2 separate regions of the Mus musculus genome follow, and region 2 is linked to region 1. The links are chromatin loops, found by intact Hi-C in ENCODE. Cell type or tissue: heart. All regions are shown on one strand. Region 1 overlaps Syne3 (spectrin repeat containing, nuclear envelope family member 3). Region 2 overlaps Dicer1 (dicer 1, ribonuclease type III).

The links. Hi-C counts contacts between places; a loop is a spot of excess contacts. Peaks named below come from ENCODE experiments on the same cell type or tissue, not always from the same donor. Only the 100,000 strongest peaks of a DNase experiment are listed, where the experiment ranks them.
Region 2: a loop joins it to region 1, with 2.9 times the contacts of the local background. A loop is called at or near these places in 8 of 42 quality-filtered maps.

Annotation. Positions count from the first base shown.
Region 1 is chr12:104,938,620-104,941,119 of GRCm38, forward strand. It overlaps Syne3 (spectrin repeat containing, nuclear envelope family member 3), which reads right to left. Exons shown (of 19, transcript NM_001042699.2): 17 at 1,987-2,136; 18 at 963-1,001. Among named protein-coding and RNA genes, the nearest start is that of Syne3, 59 kb to the right of the region's middle. In heart, no CTCF peak of the experiment used is centred here; DNase peaks (open chromatin) are centred at 1,292 and 2,022; H3K27me3 peaks cover 287 bases.
Region 2 is chr12:104,698,302-104,700,801 of GRCm38, forward strand. Dicer1 (dicer 1, ribonuclease type III) reads right to left here. Exons shown (of 27, transcript NM_148948.2): 22 at 2,064-2,219. Among named protein-coding and RNA genes, the nearest start is that of Gm31573, 37 kb to the left of the region's middle. In heart, a CTCF peak has its summit at 1,545 (motif pointing left); no DNase peak of the experiment used is centred here.

The DNA of each region.
Region 1 (2,500 bases):
ACAGAATCGTGGTTTGGACAGCTCGACCCCTAGGTGGCTGTCCCTATTAGGGGAGGTTACAGAGACTATGAGAGTTGGAGCCTAGCTGGCTGAAGCTTATGCCCAGGTCTCAGTACTCAATTTCCCCCTCTCCCCCTTCCTCCCCACCCCTTCTCTCTCTTTCCCTCCCCTTCTCCCAGCCTCTCCCTCTCCCTTCATTGCTAGTTGGTCAGGAAGTGAGCGGGCAGCCATCCTCTGCCACAGGCAGAGCAACGACTTACTGCCCAAGCCCATGCATGAGTCTAAGGATCATGGGTGCATTCTCTAAAACCCGGAGCACCTTAAACAGCACTGCAAAAAGAACTGAGGCCACTGAGCACCAGTCCTGACACCCAGATCCTAGGCTGTGTCATCTGGTGTGACACCTGGTGTCACCTTAGGGGTGCCACCTAGAGGGCAGGAACTGGCACTGTTCTCGCTTTCGCCGTGACCAGTACGGGAAGAGCCAAAGTGTTTCAGTGGACAGCAGTGGGCACAGCCTGTCTGGCAGAGCAAAGGACTCCACCACCCTTTCTAATGAGTCCCCTGGGGCCAAAAAGGCCACAAGATCTATTTGCCTGGGATAGTCCAGGCTCCTGGGCCAGTCCTGGTTTACATCTGCTGTCACAGGTATAATCAGTGCAGCATTCAGTCTCTCTCCAGAGTGTCCCGAGGCCTGGATGACAAATCCAGGGTCCTTCTCAGTCTCACGTCAAGGCTAAGTCATCTACACACACTTCAATCCCTCCCTGAGCCTGGGGCTTCCTGAGAACACACACCTCGGGGGCCCAGCCCATTACAGACCAAAGCTGATTCTCCATCTGTGATCTCCAGCTCTCCGGGAACATTCTAGAAAACCCAGACACCCTGCGCCAGAGTCACAGGCTCCAAGCCTTGCACATTCTCTGCCCTCTAGCTGTGTGGAACAGATGGCAGACACGTACCTTCTGGAATGCAGTCAGCTCCCCCGGAGAACTCTCGGTCTGTTATTTTAGGGAAAGGAGAAGAAATGGGGTTTAAAAAAAAAAAAAGTCAGCTAGGCGCGTAAAACTTAAACCCCAGCAGAACCCCCGTAACAGAATATTCATTCTGTCAGGGGAGTATTTTGTTCAAACTGCTGGTCATCTGGACAGCCTGCACCAGCAGGGGATCCCATTTAATGAGCTTTTTAACACACTTCAGGTCCAGGTGGCACTGTCTGGATGGCCTTGGCCAGGGCTCGGAATGTGGTCGATATGGCCTGGGCTGAGCTGACACCTAGTGGCCAACCTGGCAATTGCAGAGCCAAAAAAGCCTGGCTTGCCTCAAGCTGTGGCTGAAAAGTGGGGTCCAGGGAGCCACCCTACCCGCTCCTTCCTGGACCCAGGACACTTAACTTCTTTGTCTCGCTTTGGTCACCAGACCCTCTCCTACACGGGCAAGTTAGGAGGTCATGGTCTTTAACAAAGGCTATCATTATCTTAACCAATGGTTTTCGTAGGGACAGGAGGTCCAGGAGATAAAAGGGCTAGCCAGGAAGAGAGGAGCCGAGGCTCAGGATTCAGCTCCATATGGCATCCCCATGGCAACACCACGCCCCAGTGAAGGGCTATGTGGCCCTTCTAGCCTTGGGGTTAGGAGTGGGACTCAGCTATTCCCCCTGGAGTCTGGGATGCAGCTATTCCAGCAGAAGGTGGTTCTAGGATCAAATGGGAAATGATGTAAAACTATAACACAGAGGGAGCAAGACATCTTTATGTACTAAGCAGGAGTCACTGCCCTTAGTCATAGACTCCAGCCTCCCTGGGAGGTAAGATGGATAAATAATATTACAAGAACCTGAGAGCCAAGAGTGTTCCTCTCCTCCTTTAAGCAGCCACCGTGGCCTGATAATATGGACACGCAGGAATGAACATGCATAGATGCAATTCTGTCTCCCCGAGACATGGTTGCCTCCTGGGACCCCCAACCTTTGGCCCCAGCACCTACCAGCAGGTGGCCAGAGTCCTTGAGCTTGGACTTGTACAGCATCCACCGGTAGCGCAGATCTTCCAGCTCGTTGGAGGGGTCCCTTGCCGGCCTGAGACGAAGCAGGTTCTCAAAGAGGTGCTGGCCTTCTGGGATTCGGGCCTCCAGCTCCTGAGAGAGAAGGTGGCATCATGCCACAGATGCCCAGTGGCTCAAGAACCCCACCTGGCTGATAAGGATGCCAATCAAGGGCCCCATGAAGCATGCTGGGAGATGTGGGCAGGGCCAGTAATATGAGATTCTCATCCATGCAAGTTTTTTAAAAAGGGTTTTTAGGGATGGAGAGATGGCTCAATGGTTAAAAATTATGGCTGTTCTTTTAGAAAACCTGAGTTCAGTACTCAGCACCCAAATATTGATTCATAACTATTTTTAACTTTAGTTCCAAAGACTCTGATGTCCTCTTCTGGTCTCCAAAGGCACCAGGCACAGATGTAGCACATAAGGGCACAGACATTCATGCAGATAAAACACT
Region 2 (2,500 bases), 240 kb before region 1:
TTTTTTTTTGAAAAATAAAAAACACTAAACATCAACAGGGGCCCAAGGGATGGCTCAGAGATTAAGAATACTGGCTGCTCTTGGCAGGCGATCTGGGTTCAGTTCCCAGCACCAACATGGCAGTTTATAACCAACTCTAATGAGGGTTGCAGGTGATCCAACTCCCTCTTCTGGCCTCTACAGGCACCAGTATCTACAAGGTGAATAGACACCTTGTACAGACCAAGTACCCAGCTATCAGCAAACCTCAAGAAACTATCCCATTTTTCCAAGATAACATGAAAGACTTTAACTAATGTCTGTTTCTGTTTGTTTTGTTTGAGACAGGATCTAACTGTGTAGCCTTGGGTGGCCTGGAACTCACTATGTAAAACCAGGTTGGCCTTGAACTCTGAGACCCACCTACCTCTGTATCCCAAGTGATGGGAAAAGCATGTGCCACCACATCAGCTTTATTATTTAGGTCTTAAGACAAGATGGGCCAACTTGACATTATTTAGCCTGAGGTTGTAAACTGCAGAGTTCCTGCATAAATCATGCCCTGTAACATGGTGCTGTCACCCAGTGATCCTGCGCTGTCTTCTACATCCCTGGCACTGTGCAGACTCTTCATTTTCACAAGGAGTTATACTTCAAAGATGCTCTCCAAAACACAAAAGGCATTTGAAAAGTGTGTGTGTGTGTGTGTGTGTGTGTGTGTGTGTGTGTGTATCTCTTGATAGTACAGTCTACTGTTCTCACTCTCTCTCCTAGGAGGCATTCAGAGACTGAGCTGTGACCCAGGGGCAGAAGGAACTGGAAGGACCTTGCGTCCATAACCACTCCGACTCTGGGACTCCCTAGTGATTATGTGTACGGCACCAGATGAAAGTCTGAGAGTGTGTGCTAGGAACGAAGGACTGAGTCAGCAGAAAAGGACAGAAAACACAAGTCCACGCTGTAACATGTAACGCAGGAATGCCCTGGCATGTCACTGCTACCTAAAGGATCAAATATTAGACAGAAGAGGAGGCCTGCTGGCCTGTTTTTAGTAAAAATGAAGTACTTTTTCTAAGGTTCAAATTCTTCACTTTTCTAAGTGTGTGTGAGTGTGTGCATCATGTATTCGAGAGTGTGTGTATGTGTGTGTGTTATAAATTAATAGCAAATGCCATCCTCAGACTTAATTTGCATTAAAATGCTCTTAATGTTTTCCAGCTAAGTTGCATTTCTGTGATAAGTCAAATCCTACGTGAGTTATAAATAAACTCAGCAAGCAGGCCTACATCAGAGCAGGCCTCAGAGACCCACCACCTACAGACACTTAGGACTCATTGAGACAGAAATGTCAGAAACAAGGCATGGGAAGATACTAGTCACAAACCTGTAACAGAAACGGCATTATCATTAAAGCCTGAAGTAAAAATGAAATAATGCGAGCCCATTTGTCATCAATACAAAATAAATCTGGCAAGCGAGACGCCTGAACAGATGAGAACTTCAAAGAAGTACAAGACAACTGACCCCCAGCCACAAGCTGGGAGTCCAGGCCTCCGGGCTGCCCCCTGGTGGCTTGAGGACAAGACAAAGGAAGCTGTAGCTACTAAAGAGAATTCTCCAGTCTGTGGCCCGGTTTAAAGTCTTTATAGTAGTACACTGCAACCTTCCCATACAGCGGCGGCGAGCTGTCGTCAGGTTGGCAAGAGGAAATAGTTCCAAGCTAGCACTGCCCAAGCTAGTCTGTGCTGAACTGAATTCTTCCAGACACAGCCTGGAGATCACAGGTCACTGCAGAGTCACTCCAGCAAATGGCTAAGGCTACACTGTAACATGAGAGGGAAGGAATCTGAGAGGGCTCTGATTTTATTTCTAAGTGGAAACATAACAGAAGTTTATGCCTCTGGAATGGGGAGGGGAGGTAAGAGAAATCACACTGCACCAAAACCAACACTATTTCTGAAGTCACAGACGGCCTGCCAACACATGAAATATCTACTACATGGCAAACGTACAGCAGAAAGAAAACAACAAAAAACAACATTCTTCAGTCAACACAAACAAAAAGCTCCATGCTGAGAGCTTACCATTTCATCCTTTTCCCACTTCTCTGAGTTACTTTTGTCTTGGTTTACCACATAACCAGGAGGAAGCCAATTCACAGGAGGATCGAATATCGACACCACCATGCGGCTGGGCAGTCCCTTCTTCTTGCCAAGGCGATACAGGTTACAGTTGCTGACCTTCGGCAGAAAAGAGTCACAAACACTTACCCATACATGGCCATGGCTGGGAGATACAGTGTGCCAATACATTTTTGCCAGTGTTTTTGTATTGCACGATGGTCAGCAGTTATAAGGACTACACAGTTAAAATAACAACTCTAGATTTCCAAGTACTAGACAGCCTTCCACGTCAAATATTTGATCCAAAATGGAATCCACAAAAACCTAATGTATATAAACTCCTCTCCTCATAAATAAGTCAAAGAAAGAGTTCAATTTCAAAGTTTTAAATCACAGAC